7 separate regions of the Mus musculus genome follow, and all the other regions are linked to region 7. Evidence: chromatin loops called from intact Hi-C (ENCODE). Cell type or tissue: left cerebral cortex. All regions are shown on one strand.

Region 1 (4,000 bases), 830 kb before region 7:
GACACTGCCAATTGGGGTTTCTTCTTTAAGATCATTCCCCAAACACTCAGAAGTCCTGGGTTGCCTGTAGTTGCCTACAGCCCTGACCACTTTCCCCTCCACATTAACTCATCCACTGATATTAGCATTATCCAGGTCTAGACTGTAAGACTGAGATTGTAAAAGACAGGAGAAGCCTCTTCCTGAAGCCAACACCCCAGCCTGCTGCTGAAATTACTGCTCTGCAGCTGTGGGTGTCTGGGAAAGGCTGTCTGCACTAGAGCTCCTGCCCCCTATCAGGTTACACTTCAGAGGAGGTGACCAGTTCATGCAAAACAAAGGAGTTTTGACCTTTGTCCTTCCAGAAACCAAAGCCATATGAAGATGAAATGACTCATTTCTTGGCTCTAAATATGTACTAACACTTTTTTCCCAAATAATTTTGAGCTCAGTTTTTCTGGACTGTTTTCTTTAGTCTTAGTCCCATTGCATATTTTTACAAAACAGCTCATTCCCTTTTCATTAAAGTCAATATATTTATTACTTATCGTTATGATTCAGCTCACTTATGAATGTTTCTGTACTTGTTTTCTTTCTTTCATTATCTTTTTTTGCTTCTCATGATGGCCCCTAATTCTCGAAGTCTTAGAGCAGCTTCTCTTTCAGCAGCTAAATCTAAGGAGTTCCCCTTTTCCCATTTACTCTGAGAATGCTATTTCCTCTATGAAGCTTTTTTGTTTATTTGTTCAATTTTAACAAGTCTGTAAAACATCACTTGTGAAAGGTTTTCTATCTTCATTGACACAAGAGAACCAGCACTATCTCAACATTCAGTGCCTAAACAAATATCATGAACCACTGTTTTAAAATAACATTTTTATGTTTTTAAAAAGACTAATGACTCAGGGAACTCTGGGGGTACTGGCTAGTTCATATGGTTGTTCCTCCTATGGGGCTGCAAACCCCTTCAGCTCCTTGGGTACTTTCTCTAGCTCCTTCGGGAGATGGCCTTGTCAGTCGTCAATGGGAGGAGAGGCCCTTGGTCCTGTATAAGTTCTATGCCCCAGTATAGGGGAATGCCAGGGCCAGGAAGCAAGAGTGGGTGGGTGGGTTAGGGAGCAGGGGGAGGGGGAAAAGAATAGGGGATTTTCGAAGGGGAAACTAGAAAAGGGGATAACATTTGAAATGTAAATATAAAAATATCTAAATAAAAAATGTAAATTCCATAAAAACAAGACTAAGGACCTAAGTGTTATTTATTTCATTTTAGTGGGATATCCCAGTTACTCTAATCAAAACAAGTAAAATTATTTTTTGAATTTTTGTCTTTAAGAAAATAATGACAATAGAAATTCTATTATAAACATATATTATTTTCCATATTATTTAACTTAAAAGTTAAATAAAAGAAAGTAGAAGTCAATACTGACGAGATCTATATCTGATCAGAAATGATATATATGAGGCAGTTGGGAATTATAAATATTATTTAAAGATACAAAAGCTCTTTCTGAATTCATGAAACCCTAATAATTCTTGAAAATGACACGTGTATTTTAGACTTAAACTAGAGCTGCCATCCTGCACACCAATGTTCTAGCATGATCACAGCACTTTACAAAACTGAAGAACACAGAGAAAACAAAATTTGCTGGTTCTTCAAACTGTCCACAGACATGAATTTTTCCCCAGAGGTTTGATGACGGTGGAGCTCACATATCTATTGAGCACAAATTGTAAGAGGCTGGTTTTTAAAATGGTAAATCAAATAAATAAAGCTCTAGAAAAGGCCCAACACTAGCAAGCAATGGCCACACTCTGAGTGCACCAGTATTGGAGGGGATGAGAGGAAAGCTCTGCTGCTGGGAACCTGTATTCAGAAACAGCAAAGGCTGAACCTCTGGCTCAAGAGCATCAGGGAGCAGGTGGTGCCTGGCAGGCTAACCACCACTAACTCCACATTTATTCCTTTAGCTCTAACTGTACATTAATCCAATAAGCGACTCTAATAAAATAATGCATTTCCAAAATGCTTAGCTGGCATTTGGGGAGTGGATAGGCATTTTTTATTATTTACTGGGAATGAATCCTAAAGGAATCTGTGACTGAAGACAGATCATGCTGTAGGCTGTTCTGGCCTCCAGGGGTCACCCTTCCCTTTAATGACTCCACCCTGACAAACTTGCCTCTTTTAAACAATTTCTTGTGTTATGGTAACTGTGAGAATCCCAATCATTGCTTATATACGCTGAAATCTGTGCTAGGTGATTCCTTGGCTGTCCCCTGGCATTTGTCCCTGAGCTATAGATCCCTCTAATCATACCACATTCTTGCCCCAGCACAACTTCAGAAAAGTCATTTCTGATGCCCTCTTGCTAATCTGTAGTAAATGAGACACAGGACTCATCTCTATGCTTCCCACAGTATAGCAGCAGACAAAATGTTTAGCAAAGTTCTGCTGAACAATTGCGGATGATAGGGAAAAAAGGAAAAGAAAAACTTTTTTCAGAACTTCCAAAGATTGTGAAGACCTTCACTGGGGTGGGTGCCTGTCTTCATCCATGGAGATACACATATGTGTATATGTACACACACATACAATCTATACCTCACATAGTGCATTTCTTTCTCACCTGGATTCAAGATCTTCCAATCTTCTGTGAACACGTATAGAGGGCATATTTATGTTTCTAGAAGGGCACATGACCAACAAGGAATATAACCCTTTGTCTCCTGTAACACAGCTGTCCTCTTCCATATCACAAACTTCCTTCTTCACAATGAAAGCTAATATGGATAAGGGCAGAGTGTTTCTTACCCCTATCATTAATGTTTATATAGCAGTACCCACTTAGACTCTGTTTCAGGGATGAGTCGATGTGGAAAATGAGGTCACTGAGTCTTGAGGGTCCTCAAAATAAAAAAAAAATGTGTGCAGAGCACAGGCAGAACACAAGAAGATGGCCAAATTATCTACCAGCTAGGATTATTCCTGGCACCTTCTCTGTCAAAGAGAACGTCTCTTTCAAAGGCTAAAAGTTGATGGGGAGATGTTAATATAGTGTGGGAAGTAGTGTGAGACCAGCATGACTATTAGCTGGAGGAGGGAAACCTTAAAAAATTCCCAGGACCCAGCTTTAGTACTTTTCCAAGACCTGTCCTGCAGGACTTCAATATGTAGCATGCACACAATGGTAATTGGTGTCCCTAAAAACCACTATAGTTAAAATATTTGTTTAATTTATGCAGAGCAGGACTCCATGGAAGAAAGGCTAAGGACAAAGATTCCTGTTGCTGACAGCTTTCATCTCTGACCCAAACTGGAATACTCCATTCATTAAATCAAAGGCATTTCACAATAGTGAGTCTGGTGATCATATATAGTTATTTGACTCAGTTTTTCCCTCACTTCAAGTCACTTTGCTCAACAAAGACAATAATGTCCCTTGGAAACTTTCTAATAAACTTAATTCTTCATATACAAATTTTCCAGTGATGCCCTATCATTCTGTTGAGAATGGAGGCCAGGGCAAAGCCAAGATAACTCTGAAACTATGCACGACCCAACAGTTCTAATACTCAGGATAATTTCCAAACCTCATGACATGATCATGTTAAGCTACTGATGTTAGCACCACTGAACTAATGTTACTCTTTTTAAAGAATTCCTTCATAATAAAAGTAATAAATATTTTAAGACATGAGGTCTTTTCTGGAGCAAAATGCCACTGAGCACTGTTAACATTGAAATAAATGCAAGGGTGCATATAAGACCAAAGAAAGACTAGAAATGGAGGACACAAACAGATGAATATCCAAAAGGTCTCTAAGCCTTGGTTACCAGTCTGATAAATAACACTTTGGGACATTTTTTCTGTGCCATTGTATTATTAGGAATCATTTAAAACCTCCTTCCTTGGAAGTCTCTATACTTTTTGTTTAATAAGTTAAACTTTGTTCACTGTTCAGCTATGCCTCTTCATTTACATGTATTACATGTAAAATTCTAATTGGTCTCTTT
Region 2 (4,000 bases), 1.4 Mb after region 7:
GTAGTTTTATCAGCTAATGTGGTAGTTAATGCCATAGAGCCCCTAGAAATACAGGATAATTTCTACAAAATCAGTACCATAGACTGTTCTGGCACTTAACAGCTGTAACTAAAAATCTCAACACACAGTTTACAAGCAAGGGTCATTCTCTCTCCACTTAAGAACAGTTTCCCTATTCAAAAATATTTTCAGTGAGAAGTGAAGCCAAGCTTTACTCCGTGAAATCAACAAGTCTCTCTTATACACAGGAATGGATCGTCATGGCTTTGGAAATTTTTTTTTTTTTAAAGATCATGGAATTAGACCTTCTTGGGTGTGAGGCATACTTGTTTGATAAGAATTTTGTGTATAGAAAATCAATTTCCTTTCTCAGTAAGATGTAAAATATAAAATTGTTTTTAGGACGTCCTTAGTAGACATTTGAATAGTCATAATATGGAATAGAAATATTCTGGAAGTGATAATAACAGGTTTGAGAGCTAAGGAAATGTTTTCTCGTGTTGTTTATTGACATGTGCCTTTCATCTGGAGTGCTCTCTCCAGCTCTCAGCATTCATCAAACTCCTACTCATACTGTAAAACCCAACTTACTTGTCTCCTGTTCTATGCAACCTACCTCTATCTCTGCTTCACATGATCAGGACATATCAACTTGGAATCCCAATTTAGAACAGAATTGTTATCGTGGTGGACACAGTCAAAGCACTGAGAAGGGAATGAAGCTGCAAAAGTATTTCCGGTTCTGGCAAACAGCTCTCTGCAAGACAGCTTATTATTCTAAAATAAACCAAAAGCTACAATTCTTAAAACATCATGTACTGTTTTCAATTCATGAATTAGGAATAAAGGTACAGTTTGGGTACAGAACACATGCTCTGCACTGCTTGAATGAATATACCTCTGTCAATTATTCTCAAATACTGCTTCAAAGGGAAGGAAATTACCTTCCTTGCATATACAGCTTATATGTGCACAATATGAACTTAATTACATATCTTTACAAATACATATATACTTTATATGACATATGTAATTGTACTTTATATTAGCTATCTAAAAAATAGTATGATAATAAGGCATGTTTTAATCTCTGATTGTTCTTCATAGAAGTGGTTGAACAGGTCTCGGCCTCTAAGAGCAGCAAGATGTAACAGCACGGTTTCTTCTACGGGAGAAAGTGCTTAATTTCAGGAACACTCTTCTCATCTTTTTTTACTACAGTGCTCTGCTATCACTTGGGAGATCTGTCAGTTTATTTTAATCTAAGAGATGGTGTAAGGCTGAAAGCATCACACTTCATGCCCAGGCTTTCTGATTTCCAGGTTACGTTCCTAGTCACTCTGCTGTCTCCAGCTCACATGGGGTCATGATACAAAGTAAAACCACTTCCTTAAAAGAACCTGAACTTTAAGGCCAAACAATTGGATGCTAAAGCTGCAGGTCACAGTTTCAAGACTACAGACCATCGTCAAAGTCTACGATTATGGAAATAGCTTCTGCCTGCTTTTAACAGGTCTGTAATGGAGCAAGTTTTTTTCTGGCTGAACTAAATGAGTTGCTGAAGAGATTTTTGTGGTGCAACACTGCCCCCTACAGGCCATGCTGTAGAATGACATAAAAGACAATTTGTGCAGAGGCAGAGGAGGAATGGAACAGTATGAACATTATTTGCTGGCAGAAGGCAAGTTCAGATGCAGGTAAAGATATCGTAACATACGTGGGTATTTGTAACATACTTTCTGATTTAAAGCTAGAATGGAGTCTTAGGGTTTAACATTGTTTACTGTTTCACATGGTATTTGATCTTCAGACAAATGTAAATTGCTTTTTTGATAGAGAAAATATTCTCTCTCAATAATGTAATATAACACTCCTAATCTGTATGGATTACTTACATGGATTCCATAGAGAATCCATATTAATAATCTTCTCTTCAGTGCAGTAATTGCAGTGTTTAATGGTTTGAGGCAACCTCATGAGGTGGCAGAAGTAGGGAGAAAGGGCCATTCATACTAAACTCTCCCTGGCTCTCTAAAGACTTTAAAAGAGACTCATTCAAATATGTGCAATATATCATATATAATAATTCAATTTTCATTTCTAAGCTGCATTTCTTCAATAGGAAACTGCCAACTGCTTTGATTATAAAGCTCAGGTGGTCATCTGTGTTGGAATAAAAAAAATCCAGTATTTCATGGGAAAAATGCATCAAATTAACACTGCATTCTCAGAAACTTTTAGGACATGTGACATTTTTGGAAATTCAGAAATACAGATCTATACGTCAGATTATTAGAAATGTATTTAAAAGTACTTCCCTTCAACTATAAAAAACTACAAGTCTATCTTAAAATGGAATAATTATGAATATTATGTTTGAAACACATCAACATTCTGTCACCCCATACATACAAATAAGCATATCCCAATGTCACTCACATGTTATAAACGAGGCCTATAAAACATGCAGAAGGTAGAGTGAATCCTCCCGAAACATGTTAGAGATGCCACATCATATTGTCAGTGTAAGCCAGAGAAGCCTACAGATCTTACTGCTTCTATTTATAAAGCTCAAACCCTGCTTACTGGTCTACCAGGGAAGTTCCGCACAGCCTTAGTTTTAAACACAATTTAAAACATATGCAAGTTGCATTCAAAAGTACAGTGTGAACACTTGATTTTGTTTTGAGTGATACAATGCTAAGTACAATACATCTTTGAAATATTCATAAGTCATAAACTTAGGCAAAATTCACTTGGTAAGTGCTCAAACAAATAAAAAACGTTCAGGAAGATTAATTTGCTAGTAAAATAAGCACTCTAGTTTGTTCTGATTTGCAGGCAGCTGTATGATATTCAGCATTTCCTTCTACTGAAGCATGAATTCCAAGTTGTCATATGGAGGAATGTATGAGACAGTCTACACAGGCATGGGCAATGAAGGTGCTAATTTGCAGCATCCCACCTCATAGAAGGCTTCCTGAAGAGTAAATGCCTCATATATGATATTTAGTTTTATGTAACCATAACCTATAATTATGAAATGATTAAATGATCTCAATTTTATTTTAATTAAATAGCTAATCTTTTTATTAGAAGTGGGTCTCTATAATTACTTTGAGAAATTTTATAAAACCGAGGACAGAGTCATAATTTTAAAAATCAGATTCTTAACAAGTTTTCTAGGAAATGAATATTTAATGCGCCTAAAAATACTTTTCTTCTTGAATAGATCTCTAAATTTGATTGTTACTTCTGCAACTGATTCATACTGTGTTCAGTCAATACAACTGAGGGTACAATTTCTAAAAATATTCAGGCTATGTGAAAGAATTATTAATTAAAAGTTTAAAAAGGCTTTTACATATTGTTCTCTTAGGCTGGCTAGATGTTTCAGGTCCTCTTATTATTTACCTGGCTCATAGAAATGAGTGTGCAGACCTCTCCACAACACAAGTAAAAGTCCCAACAAAGGCATTCCCATCTCACTGTCGGAGGCTTTACCAACAAGATGTAAGACTGGATAATGAAAACTATATTATAATTGGTAGTTTTTATCCTAATGCTACCAAATCAAGTAAAAGTTTTCAATCACTGAACATTATTTTGGTAATGTTGGTAGCAAGGTAGCCTGGTATGCTGTGTGTCATTCAAACATATACTGTGTCTGGGAAAATTGTCCACATTGTAACAATACCATTTTTCTCAGCTTATAGAATTCTACTTGATGCTTTCTTTTTACTTGCTATGTTTTATCTTTTCATGCTACAAAGAATAACTTCTAAAACTAAATTCATGTTAGTGGCATGAATTTTAGATCTACTATGCCTCTCTGCAGCAAGGGTTACTTTTAAATTTATCTTCTTATCTCTGCAAAGCTTACCAGCAACATGCTTTCAGAAGATGCCAGCCAATAAACTGCACTAAAACCACTCTGCTACAAAGGCACAGTGATCTTTGGCATCATTCACTATTTTTAAAGCCATAAAAGAACAGATAA
Region 3 (4,000 bases), 830 kb before region 7:
GCTCACAATATTTTTAGAAGTCCTTTTTGGGAATTTTCAGATATTTTTGGTGCAGACCCTTTGAAATATTCTTAGAGATGGTGCATCTTTGCCAATTGAGGTCAAATTCTATTTTTGGAGAGAGCAAAAGCCAATGAAAGCAAACTCAGCCAAGTGATCAAGGGGACTCTTTCCACTTCTGTTAAAATCAAAGCACACTTATGAATCTCAACGTGGTGTGTTTATGAGGCTTTCTAAGTTTCTGTTGGCATTGAGGACAATTTCAGATAAAAGTGACAAGTATGTTCTGAGTATCAGAGCTTGTGGTTAGCTTCCAAAAATGATGACTTTAAAGAAAATACTTTTTTTTTTAACACAGTAGAAAAATAGTGGTTTCCTTATATTATTCACCAAACTTAATTCTTAGGAAGTATTAAAAGTGTTGTTTAAGTTAAATTATAAAAAGTTAGAGGAATAGCACATTTAAGACAACATAAGAACCTTAAGAGCACATATTGTATAAATAAAGTGTTAATATAACATGTTTGAAGAAAATTATTTAACACGAATATATAACATGGGAGAAATGAGGTAAGTAAATTCACCCATTTTCCCAATGAGAAAGATTTTACTATTAGGAGAAATAAAGCCCCTAAATATGTACCCCATGAAGTAGAAACAACACTGACTTCACATACAAGATACGATTGTTGTAGGACAAATGACAGTCTGCGAGAAATTTGTGCAGTGGCATATTTGACCTGGTAAGCTAATTTATTAAAATAAATGTATGGAAATTGCTGTGAATATGCACAATGTTTATATTCAATTAAATTATCTGTATGAGAGTTAAAGAAAAATAGTCTGATGCTTTGCTAATGGAGGCTTAAATTAGTAAAATTTGACATTTCTATATGCTGGAATAAGAAATGGCATGCAAATATTTATAAAGTACAGATTGTATAAAAAAATCACAAAATATAACTATTTTATTCTTTTGGCATTTAGTCTATTTTCCCAGTGTTTTTAACTCAATATCTCCTTGCTGTAGGCATCGACAGAGTCTGAGCATGTGTGCATCCAGATTTTTACTCTTCTCTCCATGCTGGCTAAGCTGTGCATTATCATCTTTTCTCCTGGAAGAAGATTCATCTATACAGTTGGAAGTTTTCTCACCAGCAATGCCATGAACTTTAGTCCACATTTAGAAGGAAAGGCGCTGGAACAGGATCTCCCTTCAGCACATGCAATGATGTCTGTGTCAGGTAAGCACCACACACTTACTGCCTCCCCCTTTCCTGGCAAGGGCACTATACACTCCAAGGCAGGGTAGGCTATTTAAAGTTTGTGATTATCACTCTAAAATTAGGCTGTTTTTAATAACTTTAAATTATAGAGAGCAATATCCAAGCAGCTGATATCTTTGTGTATCAGATAACCACTGAACCTATCGTTTTGCTGATCTTTGCACCTTTACACATGTGCTTTCTTTTAGTTAAAGCTAAGAATATGTTTCTGGTTACTCACTTATTGCCTTGCATTAAAGACTGAATTCTTGCCACTCACTTCATTTGTGTAATAGTTTATAGGGGTGAAAAAATACCTGAATGGACTAAATCTGAATTCAACCTCATAGCAGAGCCTATATATAAGAAAATACTGGAAAAAAAGCGTTTGGGAAATGTCAGCATCTTTCACTTTGTAATCAGATATTTATTAAAGATGCTAAAGCAGAATCATCAAGAAAGGAAACATCTTACAAAACTGTGTTGTAACATTGCTCACCTGGTGCTGCTGTTTTGGGGAGCTACGAAAGTTTGGGGATATTAAAGTATAACTGTAAGTTATTGGCAACCTTGTTTCTAGGTCCTTTTTTTGCCTCATGATCTGGCAACTTATAAAGCCAAGCTTCGAGCCAGTGCTACCACTGACTGAGCTGGTTCTGTCCCTAAACTCTCTATGTTATGGCCTCTAAACTGTAATAAACAAAACGTCCCCTTGGCCTCAGTAACGCAAAAGTAATGAGTGTGTAGGCATTGTTTCAATATCTATCAAATATTTTTTAATTTCATGTGCCATTTCAAGAATATTAATAATTTTTGTTTTGTTTCTGAGACAGATCTCATTGTGCAATCCATGCAAACTTTAAATTAAATCATTTTTTTCAATTTTTATTAGATATTTTCTTCATTTACATTTCAAATGCTATCCTGAAAGTCCCCTATACCCTCCCCTCTCCCCCTGCCCTGCTCCCCTACCCACCCACTCCCACTTCTTGGCCGTGGTGTTCCCCTGTACTGGGGCATATAAAGTTTGCAAGACCAAGGAGCCTCTCTTCCCAATTATAGCTGACTAGGCCATCTTCTGATACATGTGCAAATAGAGACACAAGCTCTGTGGGTACTAGTTAGTTCATATTGTTGTTCCACCTAGAGGGTTGCAGACCCCTTCAGCTCCTTGGATAATTTCTCTAGCTCCTCCCTGTGTTCCATCCAATAGATGACTGTGAGCATCCACTTCTGTATTGTCCAGGCACTGGCATAGCCTCACAAGAGACAGCTATATCAGGGTCCTTTCAGCAAAATCTTGCTGGCATGTGCAATAGTATCTGCATTTGGTGGCTAATTATGGGATGGATCACTGGGTGGGGTAGTCTCTGGAAGGTCCATCCTTTCATCTTCGCTCGGAACTTTGTCTCTGTAACTCCTTCCATGGGTGTTCTGTTCCCTATTCTAAGGAGGAAAGAAATATCCAGATGTTGGTCTTCCTTCTTATTGAGTTTCATGTGTTTTGCAAATTGTATCTTGGGTATTCTAAATTTCTGGGGGTAATATCCACTTATCAGTGAGTGCATATCAAGTGACTTCTTTTGTGATTGGGTTACCTCACTCAGGATGATGTCCCCCAGATCCATCTCTTCGCCCAAGAATTTTATAAATTCATTGTTTTTAATAGCTGAGTAGTACTCTATTGTGTAAATGTACCACATTTTCTGTATCCATTCCTCTGTTGAGGGACATCTGTGTTCTTTCCAGCTTCTGGTTATTATAAATAAGGCTACTATGATCATAGTGGAGAATGTGTCCTTATTACCATTTGGAACATCTTTTGGGTATATGCCCAGGAAAGGGATTGCTGGATCTTCTGATCGTACTATGTCCAATTTTCTGAGGAACCGCCAGAATGATTTCCAGAGTGGTTGTACAAGCTTTCAATCCCACCAGCAATGGATGTGGAGAAAGAGGAAATTCCTAAGTTTAATTATTTTTAATTAATTAATTAATTTACATCCCAATAGCTGATCCCCTCCCAATTCCCCCTTTCAGAGACTCTCCTCCCATCTCACCTCCCCTTCTCCTCCCACAGGGTTGAGTCTCCCCTGGGTTTTTTCCCAGCCCTGGCACAGCAGGTCTCTGCCACATTAGGCATGTCCTCTCCCCCTGAGACCAGACAAGGCAACCCTGTTGGGGAAAGGATACCACAGTCAGGCCACAGCTTTAGGGAAAGCCTTCCTTACTGTTATTGGGGGGTCCACATGAAGACTGAGCTGCACTTCTGTTACATATGTCCCAGGGGCTTCTTTCCAGCCCATGCATGTTTGTTGGTTGTTGGTTTGGTCTCTGAAAGCTCCCAGATGTCCAAGTGAGTTGACTCTGTTGGTCTTCCTGTGTGGTTCAGAGCCTTCAATTCTTCACCTAACTCTTCCATAAAAATCCCTGACCTCTGTCTAATGTTTGGAATGTATCTTTCAGTCAGTTGTTGGGTAGAGCAGAGGGCAGTTATGTTGGCTCCTGTCTACAAGTATAACAGAGTATCATTATTAATGTCAGGGATTGGTGCTTGACAATGGAATGGGTTTCAAGCTTGGTTGATTATTAGTTGACCATTCCTTCACTCTGCTCCATATTTGCTCCTGCTTTTCTTTAGGCAGGGCAAATTTGGGGTCAAAATTTTAAGGTTAGGTTTGTGTCCTTACACCTCCACTTGGGCTCCTGCCTTCCTACAGGAGGAGGCCTCTTCA
Region 4 (4,000 bases), 1.2 Mb after region 7:
CGTGCTTAGCTAGAAACATTCATTTGAATTAAGCTATAAATGCTGTATAAGAAAGAGCTATACATTTTAGCGTAGATTCATGAATAAATTTAAGAGAGGGCAGTTGCACTTTAAAACTTTTATTGCTACAAACCAAGTATTTCTGGTGTTGTCTGGTCATCTGGGGTTTGTCTAGCAGGACTGAAGCTTTAACCTTGAACTGGGAGAGACAATGGCTGTGTAGAGCTTCCCTTGTAGAATCATTGCGGAGCTGCTGACAGAGCAGAAGCTCTGGGCTACTGGGCTTCCTCCCACCCCACCTCTCCTTCTTCCTTTTCTTGTTTTTAATTCAAGAGATGTTTAAACCAGTCTGGCATGGGTCCAGACCTTCTAGTTCATGGCCTTTGTTATTTTCTTTAGTTGATATCTTGTCTTCTCTGGAATAATCTATTAATTTTTTATGTCAGGGGAAACAGCTCTGCATAGAGTTTGCATAAAAAACCAAGTGGAGAAATTGATTATCCTTCTGTCTTTGCCAGGAATAGACATCAATGTTAAAGGTAAGATCTCTAAGTCTTTGTGTCCTCCTTCAGCATCGTACAATTTGTTATACAAAATAGTTTTATATCGTATTAAGAAAAATCATTTAACTAAATTTACTAAAAATATTTCTAAAATAGTTACTAGCCAAACTGAAATAATTCACTATGTGATAATTTAGAGCTAATAATATAAAATATTTTAGAAGCAATTTTCTGGTCATATTCCAATATTAATGTTTAAAATTTCTTTTTATTTATTTTCATTTTTAAGTAGAAACATGATTACAGTGGGCTCGTTTTCACCAATGCTGTTTTTCATATATGAAGCTCCTACAGAGTAATAGAGGGGACTTGTGGAATATCAATACTTTGCAACCAACAGTACTTCTGCTGTTTTAAAACTTGCCTTAATTTCTAATTTAGACAATGCTGGCTGGACGCCTTTGCATGAAGCCTGCAACTATGGCAACACGGAGTGTGTCCAGGAAATTCTGCAGCGTTGTCCAGAGGTGGATCTGCTCACTCAAGTGGACGGGGTGACGCCTTTGCATGATGCGCTGTCAAACGGACATGTGGAGATTGGCAAGCTGCTTCTACAGCGTGGGGGTGAGTGCGTTCCTGTTACAGGGCTTTCGGGAAATTATCTAGGTTTTTGATGACTTCCTCAGAGGCAGATAATATTTTATATTGAAAAGTCTGTAAGAAAAGGTGCTTTTATTTTATATAAAATATAATGAGAAAGTAAAGACAAAATGTCTCCTAAATACAGACACCTTGTATTAATTGTTGTAAGCACCATTTTATAATATATATATTGTTAAAACCTATTAACATTCATGTATGAAAGTATATTTTTGCAGTTGAAGCTGTTGGTTTTAAATATTGCTTTAACTTAATGTATATGGTATCTTTGTGAAGTGATAATTTCTGAAAGCTTGTTAATAAGTGGATTGAGTGCTTCTTATGACTACTTCGGTTTTCCATTTTTTATTACATATGTATGTGGTGTGTATATATGTATAACTGGCTAAGCTAATATTATCTTTATATGACATTCCTTTATAGAGTATGGAAAAGATAGCCTAAGATATTTTCATTTATATTTACCATCAACTAAGTTGAAGCTGGATTTTCAGGTCATGTTAAATATAGTACAAGGCTTTTATGAAGAGGATAACTTAAGCTTCATACCCATATACTGCTTTTTCTGATTCATTTTTATCTTCAGCAACTCCCCTTTTAGTAACATTTCTGCATCTGAACTATTACAAAATTTTGCTTCAAAATATTCAGACTAATTTGTGTTTTAAAAACGAAACCCTGATAACTAGCTTGTAATATGAAAAACATAAACATTTGTGTGACTATTGGTTTTGTTTGTGTTAATTTTAACTTAGAATTTGATGTGTTTTATACTGTAAATAACGCATTTCATTCTGCATAAAAACAAAAGGCATATTCTCCATGTGCCCTTTTTTTTTCCCTATGAGTATCTAAGAAAGCCTGGATATATTGCATGATGGCTTAAGAGACTTGGTTATTTATAGTCTTCTCCTGCCCCCTAAAGGCCTAAGTGTGTCTGTTTTACCAACACTGTTTCATAATTGATGTATTTTTAGTTCTTCTACCTTCTCTTTTAAATACTACTAGTTTTATAAACCCAATGTTTTTTTTTCTATTAAGTATTCTGTTTTCTTGTACTCAAAGATTTAATCTGACATGCAAGCCAATATTCATTTCTGTATCAAATAATGTAAATTATATCAGAAGTATTCTTTAATGGATTCGAGCTGATTAGCATAGTGTGATATTAGATCAGCTGTGCTGATTTAGCTAACAGAGTCATATGTGGGTTAGTCTCTGATCTAGGAGAGAAAACTAACTTGTACTTAGGTTTGTCAAGGTGCACTGGCTAAATTACATCTGTGTTGTTTTTGTTGTTGTTTGTACTAGGTTGTTTATTTGTTGACTTATCTAGTCAGATTCTGGGTTTGAACCTTTATATGGTTTGACATTATCACTCTGGCAGCTTTATAATCTCTTCATTTCAAGACTTTCAGTCTTGCTAGCAATAATTTCAAGAGTATATATTGCTAAACTTTACTTCAGGTACTTGTAATGTTTTCCAAACAGAAATAAGAAAAATATTTTTCTTTTGTTTTAAGATGTTAACAAAATAATAGATAATACAACTTTCATTTGAAATTTCTTTTTTCCCCACAAATTATATATATGTAGCCTTTATATTTGTGGTTATAGTCATCATTAAGAGTTTTAGCGCTTAATAATCTATTCTTTCTGACGGTACAATGTGTTATAATGTATCCTACCATACTTTCATATTGCTGCTTACATTTCTGTGAGTGACTGCACAAAGGGTTACAAGCTGTGATTGATAAGAGTAAAGAGCACTTCTATACCTTGTTATGGACGGACCATTGCTTTTCACTTCTTGTGTCATCCTCTAATACTCAGGATGAACTTGAGTCCTGAGCATTTCAGTACTTTGCAAGTACTAACTCTGACTATAGCAGGCTTTTTCAGTTTTGGTTTGGTTTCGGCTTTGGTTTGATAGATCAAGTATTGAGTTCAATTTAGAAAATTAACTTTGAAGTTTTTATGACTCCCTTGCCTTTGTGAACAGTAAACATTAGAAGTATAAAATACAAATTGTACTGTATCTGTGAAGGGTCTTTATAGTTTTCACATTGCCAGGTGGTTAGTCAGTAATGGAAAAGAAACTATTTTTTTCCTAAGGTTCTAATTAATGTGTTTTATTAATTTCTTCTGAGAGTACTGGATTTCTTGTTCTTAATTGGCAGCAGGGAAGGTTTTAAAAACTGTTTTCACTTATCATATAGACTATGTTTTAGCAGAATTCATTAGTCAGTTGAGTAGAATTTTCAGTTTGTAAACCCACCTTTATTGGTCTGTATGGGCAATTACAATATATGTAGGCAGCTAATCAGTAGCAAGTATGATGATAAACAGAATCCTGGAAGGCTTTTATTATACTGAGGTGGGGGAAGAAAGCAGCCGTTAACCTGGCAAAATAAAAGTGTTTTACTCTTAACATTTTACATTTCCTTTTTCACAGGCCCAGAACTTTTACAGCAGAGGAACTCTAAGGGGGAGTTGCCCTTGGATTATGTGCTGTCCCCTAAGGACAAGGAAGAACTATTTGCCATTACAAATATAGACGATACAGTGGACAACTTTCATGCTAAGACACAGAAACATTTTTACCACCAACAGCTTGAATTTGGTTCGTTTTTACTTAGTAGGATGTTGATTAATTTTTGTTCAATATTTGATTTGTCCTCAGAATTTATTCTAGCTTTCAAAGGGTTAGGTCATCTAAATGAGTTGCTTATGGCATGCAATAGTGATACAGAAGCCAGCAATGCACATACTGACTGGTTATTGGATGTTTATGCTAGGAATATAAAGACATTAAAGAAGCTCCCAAGTGTTCTTAA
Region 5 (4,000 bases), 250 kb before region 7:
ATACTTAGCAGAATCACCCTCTCTCTCTCTCTCAGCTCCATTCCACATGGATTCTGTTGCTAGTGTTTAAAATGGGGTGTTTGTTTCTTGGGGTTTCAAGTGCACTGACATGAAGTCATTTTGACATGATATGGTCGTATCCCATACATGTACCCCATTCAAGTTCATGAGATTTCTGATAAACAGTCTCATTCTGGCTTGTTATAAATGGCATTTGTCATCCAATGCTATACTTTAAAGCTCTCAACTTTCAGGAAGTTTTGGGTATGTTACATTCTACCAGGACAAATGGAGGTGAGAGTATATACAAAAGCAATAAATAATTTCTTACTCATTTCCCAAACCATCTAAGCATCCTGGGAAGTTTCTGCAATGTATCGAAAGCTACATTTAACACAGTATAACCTCACCCCTCATCCTTTATTCTTCCTTTCCATAAGAAACTGCATGTACCTTACAGGACAGACAAGACTGAGTAACAGAATAAAAAAAAAAAAAAAACACCAGAAAATTGCATATACATACATACATACATACACACAAGATAAATGAGTCTTTAATACAAAGATTAATAATATTGCAGTTTAGATATAGATACATACATTGGGGTATAAGTTTCCAAACTATTGTGTACATAGTTTTCAAACTATGGAGTTCACTGCAAACAAAACTGTTGTTAATTTTCCAAATCCTGGCTTGGAAAATAACTCTCAAAGTCTCTCTGTGGTTAAGCTTAAAAGATGTCCAGGTCCAAAGCTCCTATGACTGTATCTTAAAAGAGACTCTGTATCTTAAAATAGACTTTGCCCAAGTGATTCAAGGGGTGGGCCTTGAGCTGGGGAGAGTATTGTGGACTTTCCTTATTGTCTCTGCTTCATCACACAAGTTCTTAAAATAAAGACTATTTTCCAGCTGAACTAGCACATGGTAACAAGAAAGGCTACAGTAGATGCTGCCCGAGAACAATCTGCCCTGCTTCTAAGTTTGAATGTGCAGGTATGTACCATACTCCAGGAAGGACTGGTGGTTTCTAAAAGATAGAGAAGACCTAAAGAGACAAGTCTTCTCTAAAACTTTCAGGGGAAATAGCACTCGGTTCACAAGTGGCTTACCCCACAGAGAACTCTGAACTCTAAATTATAGGATAGAAATCTGTTGGTTTACACCATTAAGTTTGAGGTGATTTGCTATGGCACAGATAGGACACTGATACATTCTGTCTGCTGAAGTAAGTTTTGAGTTTGAAGAATGAAAAAGATCTAAGTACTGCAACAGACTCAAGTTTAAATTATTAAAACAAGCTTTTCTTTCAATCTCCCCTGATTTTTATCATTAGAGGACAAAATGGCTGGAAAGTCACTAAATTTTATATAAAAGAGGAAACAGAAAAGAATAAGCCGTTTGGTCAAGAAGTGGGTAAAATTTTCAGATATGATCATAGCACGATGTCTGAACACTATCTGAAGTGCCACTAAATATTAAAAATAAAAGGTAAAGGAGTTTATGTTGAAGTTAGTTACATTCTCCTCAAATTGAAGGCACTTAGGGAATTTTAAAAATTCATTTCTCCACATTTGAACTTCAGAAAGTAAAGTTTTTCAGAATGACAGTATCATGCTGGAAATATTAATGTACTAGCATGAAATAATGTCTGTAGGAGGTGATAAAAGCATGAGTTATACCAAATTATATTTCTTTATGGATGTTACCGTACTTCTCATGATAGATACAGTTAATGGGCATAAGAGTACCTGCCCAAGCCCTTTAGAAAATTAAAACCATGTACACAAACATTGCTGTAAGAAATTAAAAGACCAATTTTAGCCAAATGAAAATGTTCACTATTCTAGATACAGTCCCTAAGGATATGAAATATCTCTCCTTAGTACAGAATATATTTTTTCTTGTATTTTTCTTCTTGCATTCATTATAGAAAGAATCATAAAGCTACTTACATTACATATAGCAGTTTTACCCAGTTAGGTAATAGAAGGTGCCAAATGAACTCCGTGCTCTGCTGTACTTGGCTATAAATTGTAGGATTTACTCACTAATTGGTTTGGGGTCAAATTTATTCTTTATGGAATAAAATGTTCAATAGCATATCCTGTTGACCTGGGTCCATATCAATAGACCAGATATTAAAGAGTCTACATTATTATCTGTTCATGCACATGTGTGTGAGTTTTCCTGAATTTAATTATTTGGAATAAGAAAGGAGTCCATTTTACAAATTTCAGGAAAATAGTCATATCTGTCATTGGTAACAAAATCATTCAAACGTTTGAGACTATAGCATACGGAAAATGTAAACTTGCGTGAACAACATTGTGCTTTAACCCTTTGTAGCCACAGCACTAAGCAAGGAGGCTGCCTTTCTCTTTGCTCCCCTCCACCTGCTGATGGCATAGCAATGGCGCTGCAAACAGAACCTTCTCTTCTGCTAGCACCTTGGTAGTAACGTGCTCAGTTAATCTACACAACATAGAGTCATCCTCTCAAAAAGTAATTCACTTCTTTAAAAACTAGATAGAAAATAAATATGGTGCAGTAAAATTGTCGAGGAGAAGAATGTATCTGGACATTTCACAAAGCATTTCATTATGCTGACAATTCCCAGAAGTGCTCTCGAGAGCGCTTTAAGCTGAGGATTACTGCGCCAGAGCTGATGGACTTTTTTTGTAGCCCTTTTAAAAGGCAGTGAACCGTTTTTCTATTTTATTTAAATAATACCCCTTAAAATGGATTTTTAGAGGTATAATAACTCCTTAAGAGTCAGTTATGCTAAACAGTTTCTCTTGATAGAAATGTTGTAAAACTCGTTAACTGCACAGTCTCAGATGCCGCTCCGTGAACACTAACTGACATGTGAATGACCAGAGTTTGTAAAATAAATTGCAATAGTTGTTGTATCACACAGCTAGCATTGCCCAAGCTGGAGGCCACAGGGGACTCCGACCTGACAGAAAATTACTTCAAGATGAATGAAAAGTGCTTGTTTCTCTTTATTAGTTTTTAGAGAACAATGAAAATGTTGAATTGTTTACAGAGGGCTGATTAAATGTGGTCAGCGGGGCCATGTTCCTGCTGCTAAGTGTCGGCCTCCCCCTCCAGCCAGCCCCATGTAGGCTACTACATGCTCACGCACTGTGCACTGGCCAGCCCTGGCCCTAGCCCCCACCATGTGCTCCCTGCCACATGCATCTTCTTATAGGCTATTATGGCTGCACATCTGTGTGTGAAATGTGCTCATTCTGACATTCCAATGCTGCTCAGCACTGCAGAGGCCTTTGTTGGGTAAAACACTGTTGTCAAGCCTAACAAGCAGGTCATGCAATTTGTAGGACGCCGTGGCAAAGAATAGCCCAGGATGAATTACTTCAGCTCAAATAGTGCTCATTCCCATGTTGGAATACCTATGTGTTTCTTTTGTTAGATGACACAACAGAAATTCATGAAATTTTGCTCTTTCAAGATTTAATTTTTTTTTTTTAAAGAGCAAGTTTGCAACCAGGTATCAGCAGACTACCACATATTAGCTTTTTGTTGTATTTCCTTAGGCTGACTACTGTTGTATGGCTAATGGAAAAATGCATGAAGTGCTCTAATTGGTCATTTGGGGCTTATATTCCATTTGTATTTACCAGGAAGGACAGTGAGAGTAAAGGCACAGCCACTACTATATCTGTCTGTCTGGTGCACCAAGAGAGGCTGCCAGGCCAGGGCACTGAGGAGGATGTTTTGGAGGTTTCTCACTGTGAAACTCTTTGTGAAGGCTTTCACAAAGTGAACAGCCTTGGTGGGAGAAAATATGAGAATTCACTAACTAGTGTAAGCCACATTAGGGAAATGTCTTTCTACCAGACCAGCTGAATGAATCAGGTTCAAAGATGTTTTAGAAAATAAAATAAAAATTAAAAAAAAAACCAACAAAGGAAGGCGAAAGAATTATTTGGTCTCCATAGTCTTCAGTGGCTTATCGTCTTCTTCCTTCTTCGCT
Region 6 (4,000 bases), 690 kb before region 7:
TTTGATAACATTAAGACTACTAAAATGTGAACCTTAAAGATAGTTATAACTATAGCCATAGATTATTGATTTTGGGGCAGGTAGATGAGAGAGAGAGAGAGAGAGAGAGAGAGAGAGAGAGAGAGAGAGAGAGAGAGAGAGAGAGAGAGAGAGAAAGAGGATGAGATAAGATAGATGGGTGAGTGAGTGAGTGGATAGATATTAGACAGATAAAATAGAGACAGATAGATAGACAGATAGATGATAGATGAGTGATAGAAGATAGATATTAGATAGGTAGATAGATGTTAGATAGAGATACATAGATTAAATTGATGATAATAGACAAACAATAGATGATGATGATGATAGATAGATAGATAGATAGATAGATAGATAGATAGATAGATGGATGGATGGATGGATAGATAGATAGTTGATAAATTAGAAATGAGAGATGATAGAAATATAGATAGATAGTAAAATAAATGATAGATAGTAAGATAGAAAGATAGATAGTAAGATAGATAGATGGATAGATAGTTGATAAATTAGAAATGATAGAGAGATGATAGATAGAAATATAGATAGATAGTAAGATAAATGATAGATGGATAGATAGTAAGATAGAAAGATAGATAGTAAGATAGATGGATGGATAGATAGATAGATAGATAGATAGATAGATAGATAGATAGAATGAGGGAGGGAAGGAGGGAGAGAGGGAGGGAGGGAGAGAGAGAGAGATCTATTAAATGTTCTTCAGGTTCTACGCTCACTAACTTACATTTCTATATAAAAGCACTGTATTTCATATAGAATTTAAAATACCTGCTTACATTCTGGAATTTATTTCTTAATATTCACATACTCTGGAGGGTTAAGGTTAAACTAAAATTTTATTTCCCTCCCTAGCTACTTGGCTCACCATAAAAAGAGAGCCATGTAAATTTTTTTGCCTTTTCTGACTTTAAAAAGTTGATGGCTTGCTACCTTTTTTATCTGAAGCATGTAGGCAGATTCTAATTTGGCCCTGCAAAAAAAAAAAAAAAAAAAATCTGTTTGGCCCTGGGCTGAGGGAAGATGTTAATTTTCATGACGGTTTTAGAACACATCAAAATTCAGTATGCATTTTTTTCAGTATTTCAAAGCAATATGCTTAAAGCATGCAGTTTAGAGCTAGAACATATAGAGCATTTAAAAATATTCATGTTTTACCAAGAATCTATCCGGTCTATTATTACAGTAAGTATGATACAAAGACATCTTTATATGATTGTGAATGAAGTGTTCTACATTGGAAAAGAGTTCAAAGGAAAATGATATATCTTCTTGCTCCAGAATTCTTTTCTGGTTTGGGTGCTAGAAATTCAATATAGTCCAAAAGAGAATTGCATAACTGGACTGGATGCATTAAGTACAGCTCAAAAAGTAGTTTTAGAAATATCTAACGTCCAGCTTCTAATATTTGACTTCAATTGATCTTTAGTAACACCCTTTGCTTGAAATATTAACATAACTACTATTCAGCATGAGTATGAGCTACCTGCCATGAAGGCCTGTTAACACCAAACACTTGGACATGATCACATGCCCTAACCACTGAATTCGTGTTCTCCTATGCAATGAAACTATAAATAGTGACTCCTTTTTGAAATTAGTATGAAGAAATGTTTCAAATGTCTGAATGAAAGTGAATCTGTAGGTTCCCAACCGCACAGAGGACAGACAGGCTTTCAGGTTTACTTGATGTAGATCTTTTGAACTTATGTTGTCTTACTCACTGAGTGTGAGAGAAGTTAGCGACTTGATGGCTATTGATACTGTGAATATTAGTAAACACACGAGCAGGCAAGTACGATTCATGAAATTGTTTTCTGCCTCTTATCTCTCCAAATCATTCTATTAGTAAAATGGAATATAGTAAAATACCGAACAGGCTTCCTTCTATTCATGTACAGACATTTGAGAACTCACATTAAAACGGAAATGGTAGGGACTAAGATGCAATGTAGTGGGTAATAGCACGAATTGCTCTTTCATAGGAACTGAGTGAAATCCTCAGAACCTGAAGTAACCTCGCAGTCCCCATATCAGGTAGCCCATGTCAACCTTTAATTCCAGCTCCAGGGGTATCTGCAGTCAAACCTGAACAGGATCCACACTCAGCCACAGACACGCAGGCCTCCCACATACCAGGAACCACACACATGCACTCCCCCCGCGCCCCCCCCCCCCACAGCCACAGCCACACACATATATTCATATATTTTAAAGTGAGAAACAAATGTAGAATGGTAATTTTCTGAACTACTTCCTGAGCTAAAAAACAGCTATTGATGGTTTTTGACCAAATGTATGCAGATATATGAAATTCACCTTCATGTTATTTCTTAAAGTAAGCAACAAGTCTGAACTATATTAACATCGTGGTGATCGTATTTCCTCGTGGTAGTAGAGATTTAATGTATAGTGGGCTAACCTATACTCTAACTCACCAAGTTGCCCAGGCTGACTTCAAACTTACTCTGTAGGCCCAGCTAGCAGGGCTTTGCTTGACCTTGAACTCTGAATTCCTCGGTCTCCTGGACATCTGAGATTCTGCATGAAAATTTGGACTTTGCTGAAACAAAGTATTTCTTCTTGGAAATCCATCCTCTAAAAGTGTAAGTAACTACATGTCCTAACATGTAGCACACTTCCTCCTGATGACCTAATATGTGCCAAACTCTCAGCAAACAGCTTTCCACATATCATTTTATTTAGTCTCAAAATGGCCAGCAGTGTTGATACCATTGAAATGTCTGTTCTAAAAAGAATAAAGAGGAGGTTCTAAGGGTTCATCAAATCACCCATAGGCAGTCTTCAATAATGTTGATATTTCAGCACAGACAACTAAACATCCAAGTCTTTGCTTAGCTATCATAATGTATTTGCTAAAAATACCTGCCTTCCCTCGAACTGATTCAGATGCAAAGCAGAGAAACAAACATTGCTGGTACAATAAAACAAAATCTAGAGATGAAATGTAGAGAGGAAGCTGTGTGGATGTAACAATAAAGAAATGGGAATAAAGTAGCTTGACAGTAGCCTGCATATGGGTACTCAGTTGGCACCTCTAGAAAAGCACACCTAAGCAGAGTCAGTCAAGAGAAGAAAAGGGGACGGTGAACTCTGAGAAATACAGTAGCATCAAGATGAACCTAGATGGCTACCAGAGAAAAGATCCCGAGGAGAGTGGACTGGACAGATGTTACATGTGTGCCAGGCTGGCAGTGGTGTGTGTGTGTGTCATGTATAGTGTGCCCACAGAATTGACCCTAATCTAAAAGACTAAACCTTTTTGACACTTCCTTTGGAGGGGAAAGTTTATATTAAAAAGTCATCATTCTTTGAAAATGAATTCACTCTTCATAATCAACAAAACTTTCAGCGACAGCAGTGAATAATATTTAAGCAACACAATAAAAAGTGGTTATAATACAGTCACACTGATTTCCTTGAGAGCCCACTTGACTGAGTATAAAGATAAGTCCAAAATATTTTCAGCATTACTTTTGTTGTTAAAATAAGTCAATGACATTCATAGGTGAGAGTTACACAAATAACTTACTGAAAGGTTTAAATTCCAGTTCATTTATTGAAAAATCCATTTATTTTCCTATGCCATCTGCCAATCTGCTCCCAGTTTAAAGTTGTTTATTAAGAGATTTTAAAATCACTTGTTTGATTAGCGTTTAAAAAGTAACATTAAAATGGGGCTGGTTTATGGTTGCCAGTTACATATGTACAGTTGCCAAGGCTGTCATGGCAATATATTACATACTTGGTGGTTGCAACAAGGTTGTTTATTTTCTCACAATGGTTCAGGCTAGAAGTCCAGATTAGATTTCCCCTTGCTAAGCCGACTGGCAAATAACAAGATGAGGCATCTCCCTCTATTTTCAGGAGTCTTTTCTGTGCCTGCTACAATCCTCTTCTTAGGAGGATGTAAATCAAAAACAGAGTAGTGTAATTTCTC
Region 7 (4,000 bases):
GAGAACCGCTGTCCCCTTTAATCCGCTGACACTATCGCCCACATCAAACGGGCAGCCATCGATTGCCTTATTTTATTCGGGGCGACCTCAGGCTGGCGACTGAGCGCGACTCGCGAAGTCCTGTCTGCGGCGCGGCTAGGCACAGGTGCCGAGGCCGGCGGGCTCCACGGCTTCTCCATCTCTGCAAGCTGCAGGCTGGCCGCGCGGAAGCTAAACTTGATGCAATCTCGGGTCCCCTGCCCACGTAGCGTTTCCCGCTCCGGGTGGGAGAGGTTAGTGAGAGGACCTGTTTTGGGTTTGGACTGATGGGCTGGCAAGGATCCTCTCCTCCAAGGAGGCGTACCTTCCAGGCCCGGACGAAAGTTCTCCGGGTCCTACCTGGGCTGCCTTGACTGTTTATCTAGGCTGGCGAGGACGAGTAACGATTGCCTTTCTACCTAGCCACGTTATCGAAGATTACAGACCCCAAGTTTCAAAACACACACACACACACACACACACACACACACACACACACACACGATTATCTTTGCGTTACTTGCCTGGTACGGCAGGGCTTGGCCGAGTCTCACTTCTGGTGCCCACCGTGTACAGCCCAGAGTCCGAGGGAGACTAGGCATGCAGACCCCGCACCCAGCAGGCCTCCGGTTCCCGGACGCTTGCTTTTTGCTTCCTCTCCCACTGTTTTGTGACTCTTCCCTCCCCCAGCCTCCCTTTCTCTGCTGCGTTCCGCTGCTCACTACTCCCTGTCTCTGATTGTTTGGGGAGTAAAATTTAGAATTTCTATATAAACAGCGCGCACACGCTCTCTCTCTCCTCTTTCCTTCCTTCCTTCCTTCCTTCCTTCCTTCCTTCCTCCCTCCCTCCCTCCCTCCCTCCCCCCTCCCTTCCTTCCCTCCTTTTTTTTATCATATCAATTTCACCTTTAAACGAACCGGAAGACTTGATCACGAATATTAGGGCTGAGAGGCTAAGGCCAGGAGCCCCTGCCACCCCATGTCCCGCCTCTCCATCATCTGCGTACAATGGGCCGCAGCACGCAGAATGCAGTCTCCATTATTCCAAATAGAAGGGCATACATAAGAAAGTCTTTATTCTGCTCTTTAAAAAAAATATATATCACTGGCCACTAAGTGGTAGATCCCAGAGACCAAAAAGCGCAAAGCGTGCCCCAAACACTCAGCGCTTTCTAAAGCCCTCACTAGTGAGATTTAAAGTGGGAACCAGTATTAATAGCCAAACCCTACCTCTTTCCATACAACTTGGCCATTTACTTCCACCTTTACCTTGGGGCGCTCGGAACGCTTGAGACAAACTTTTACGCTCTCCCTAGTTGAGGGCTGGTAAGAGGGACTCTCACTCCCACTCCCACTTCGGGTGGAGGCAGCCGTGGCTTTGTCACTCTGCCGCCCTGTGCCTGCCTGAGCCTGCGGATGAGAGCGATCTTAAAACGAGGGGGGTTGCGAGTGTGGGATTGGAGAATATGTAACTAATAGAAGTATCGTTTTCCCCAGTACCATCTTTCAAGGAAAAAAAAATTCCATTGAAAGAATTTTCAAAGTGCTGTCTTGGTTTGGAGAAAAGGCACTGGTTGCCAATGAGGAGGGGAGGAGGGACTCGGCTGCGTGCCGCCTGAGAGCGGCTCCCGTCCGCTAGGTGGCAGGCCGACCTAGCGATTCCTGCAAGGCCCGCGGCGGGACCCGCTCCTCCTGCCTACCCCTCCTTTTGCGACCAATCACCTTCGGGAATGGGGTCTCAGTCACACACACCCCAACACACACACACACACACACACACACACACACACACACACCACCACCACCACCACCACCACCACCACCACCACCACCACCACCACCACCACCACACAGCGAGTGAGAGACTCAGTCTCTTCCTCCTCCTCCTCCTCCTCCTCCTCTCCCCCTCCCCCTCCCCCTCCGTTTCCCACTTCTCGTCCCCTCCCCTCCTCCCCTCTCCCTCTTCCCCGTCTTCTCGTTCGTTCGTTTGCTCTTTTCCTGTGACTGACTTGTCCGCACTAACAGCCGCCCCACAACAATATGAGGAGTTACAAATGCTTTATTAATAATCATTGAAGCATTGTTTGGAGTTTGAGCATCCTGGGAATAAAAATGATGAAAAAGGAAAAAGAGGATTGATTGGAAAGTTTATTTTAAGATCATCTTTGGGATGAATAGGAATCATCGATTCGGATCGAATTTGTGGCAGTAGCTGCAGTTTCATGTGTGTGCTTTGTCGTAATTACGCCTCCGAAACTATGATATACTTCAGATTTTTAAATGAGGAGGCTTTTCATAATTATATAAAATGAGCGGGATACAGACTAAGATTATATTGAATGTGAACTAAGATTCTAAACCAAGTAGACTTCACAAATCATTAAAATGATGGAGTTTTTTTCCTCATTAATTTTTTTCTTAACGTTTTCAGTGCCACTCCTTACGCTCATAAAACCTAATTCTGAAAAGTTTTCATAAGATATACAGTAATTTCTTTCTCCTCGTTTTTTCCCATCACAACGCGTTCTCCCCTCATCATCCCTTTCCCCTCGTGTGTGTGTGTGTGTGTGTGTGTGTGTGTGTGTGTGTGTGACCATACACGACCCATACTAATCAGGTCTCAGAGTAAATAGCAGCGCAGGGCGATCTCAATGTAAATTATGCTTGTCAGAAGCACCCCCCCCCTCACTTTCTCTTCTCCTCCCCTCGACATCCCAGACTGTAGGTAGCTGGGGGGAGGGGAAAAGGACTTTCCAACCAATGGCGTGAAGGAGGCTTGGCTAACCTTAGCCTCCCATTTTCTCTCCCCCCCCCCACCCCCCATTCAGGGCTCTGACCAGTCAGTCGCCTTTGATTATCAGTTGCCAGCAGCCCTTCTCTTGGCTCCTTGACACGAGCTCCATATAAGGCAGAGATCTCCATAGAAACGTGTCAGTTTCAATAGTAGTGTCAAAGTTCACTATATACAGACATTCGCGCAGATCCCCCTTTCGGAAACATTGCTCTGAGTGTCCTCCCGTTTAAACGCATTCAATTTTTTGGTCCCTCTCCTCTCCTCTCCTCTCCTCTCCTCTCCTCTCCTCTCCTCTCCTCTCCTCTCCTCTCCTCTCCTCTCCTCTCCTCTCCTCTCGCCCCTCTCTCCCTCCTCTCCTTTCTCTCACCCACTCTCCTCTTGCCCTATCTCTCCCCCTTTCTTTTCCTTACATATTCTACTAGTTGTCGCCCTTCCTCTTTCTCTCCCTCCTTTTCTCTTTCACTCCTTTCCTCTAGAAGAGAGAAGACTAAACTTGAAAAAAAAAGGAGGAGGAGGCACCCCTCAGTATTCTTCTTATCGTTATTATATATATATATGTATGTATATATATATATATATATATGATTTTTTTTGGAGGGAGGGTGTTGGTTCCCAGCTGAAGAGCACTTATTTAAAATACTAAAAAAAGAACATTTTTGGGCGATCTCCAGGGTTTTTTAACTAGCTCTGTGTGTTATAGCAGAAGAAGCAGAAGAAGCAAGAAAGAGGAAAAGAAGAGGATTATTTATTCGACCTACTTTGGATGTCTCTCTCGCTTTCTCTTTTTCCTTATTTTCTCAAGCATTTTCTTCTGATTTTTATTTTTTTCCTATTTCGCTGTGAATTCGTCGCTGGCGTGAATTATCTCGTATTTTTCTCCCCCTTCCGTCACCTCCCGAAAGAAGAAGGCAGAGAGAACCCGGCGCCACCCGCACAACAAAAAGAGCAAAGTGTGTGATCTTCCTCGCCGGCTGCCTCCCGCTCTCCAGCGCTGCCTTCCTGAATGGCTGGCTGCGTCCGGCCCTGGACCTGGCCCCCAGACACCCGAGCGCCCTGATCCTCGCCGGCAGCTTCGTCCCGATCCTGCTCGACTCTCCCAGCTCCCCGCACTCTTGAAACCGGGCGAGGGCTCCCGCCAGGACAGCGGCGGCGGCACGGGCAGCACCGGCCTCGGCTCGCTCTCGGGCTG

What was found. Peaks named below come from ENCODE experiments on the same cell type or tissue, not always from the same donor. Only the 100,000 strongest peaks of a DNase experiment are listed, where the experiment ranks them.
Region 1: a loop joins it to region 7, with 5 times the contacts of the local background. A loop is called at or near these places in 11 of 42 quality-filtered maps.
Region 2: a loop joins it to region 7, with 2.9 times the contacts of the local background. A loop is called at or near these places in 5 of 42 quality-filtered maps.
Region 3: it touches region 7 in a loop (3-fold over the local background); 11 of 42 quality-filtered maps call a loop at or near these places.
Region 4: a loop joins it to region 7, with 4 times the contacts of the local background. A loop is called at or near these places in 11 of 42 quality-filtered maps.
Region 5: it touches region 7 in a loop (11-fold over the local background); 2 of 42 quality-filtered maps call a loop at or near these places.
Region 6: a loop joins it to region 7, with 4 times the contacts of the local background. A loop is called at or near these places in 2 of 42 quality-filtered maps.

Annotation. Positions count from the first base shown.
Region 1 is chr13:79,026,420-79,030,419 of GRCm38, reverse strand. No RefSeq gene overlaps it. Among named protein-coding and RNA genes, the nearest start is that of Gm25383, 130 kb to the left of the region's middle. In left cerebral cortex, a CTCF peak has its summit at 2,123 (motif pointing right); a DNase peak (open chromatin) is centred at 2,130.
Region 2 is chr13:76,842,376-76,846,375 of GRCm38, reverse strand. The region is part of intron 15 of Mctp1 (multiple C2 domains, transmembrane 1); the gene reads right to left. Among named protein-coding and RNA genes, the nearest start is that of Gm24519, 240 kb to the right of the region's middle. In left cerebral cortex, a CTCF peak has its summit at 1,600 (motif pointing left); a DNase peak (open chromatin) is centred at 1,487; H3K27ac peaks cover 317 bases.
Region 3 is chr13:79,032,597-79,036,596 of GRCm38, reverse strand. No RefSeq gene overlaps it. Among named protein-coding and RNA genes, the nearest start is that of Gm25383, 130 kb to the left of the region's middle. In left cerebral cortex, no CTCF peak of the experiment used is centred here; no DNase peak of the experiment used is centred here.
Region 4 is chr13:77,043,649-77,047,648 of GRCm38, reverse strand. Slf1 (SMC5-SMC6 complex localization factor 1) reads left to right here. Exons shown (of 21, transcript NM_134071.3): 19 at 447-539; 20 at 945-1,127; 21 at 3,619-4,000. Among named protein-coding and RNA genes, the nearest start is that of Slf1, 90 kb to the left of the region's middle. In left cerebral cortex, a CTCF peak has its summit at 2,086 (motif pointing left); DNase peaks (open chromatin) are centred at 220, 1,042 and 2,071; H3K4me3 peaks cover 1,017 bases; H3K27ac peaks cover 905 bases.
Region 5 is chr13:78,445,249-78,449,248 of GRCm38, reverse strand. No RefSeq gene overlaps it. Among named protein-coding and RNA genes, the nearest start is that of Gm31946, 20 kb to the right of the region's middle. In left cerebral cortex, no CTCF peak of the experiment used is centred here; a DNase peak (open chromatin) is centred at 2,446; H3K4me3 peaks cover 417 bases.
Region 6 is chr13:78,889,486-78,893,485 of GRCm38, reverse strand. No RefSeq gene overlaps it. Among named protein-coding and RNA genes, the nearest start is that of Gm25383, 270 kb to the left of the region's middle. In left cerebral cortex, no CTCF peak of the experiment used is centred here; DNase peaks (open chromatin) are centred at 1,006, 1,648 and 2,032; H3K27ac peaks cover 1,422 bases.
Region 7 is chr13:78,199,401-78,203,400 of GRCm38, reverse strand. The region is part of intron 1 of A830082K12Rik (RIKEN cDNA A830082K12 gene); the gene reads right to left. Among named protein-coding and RNA genes, the nearest start is that of Nr2f1, 2.5 kb to the right of the region's middle. In left cerebral cortex, a CTCF peak has its summit at 1,631 (motif pointing right); DNase peaks (open chromatin) are centred at 178, 1,667 and 2,802; H3K4me3 peaks cover 3,742 bases; H3K27ac peaks cover 3,228 bases.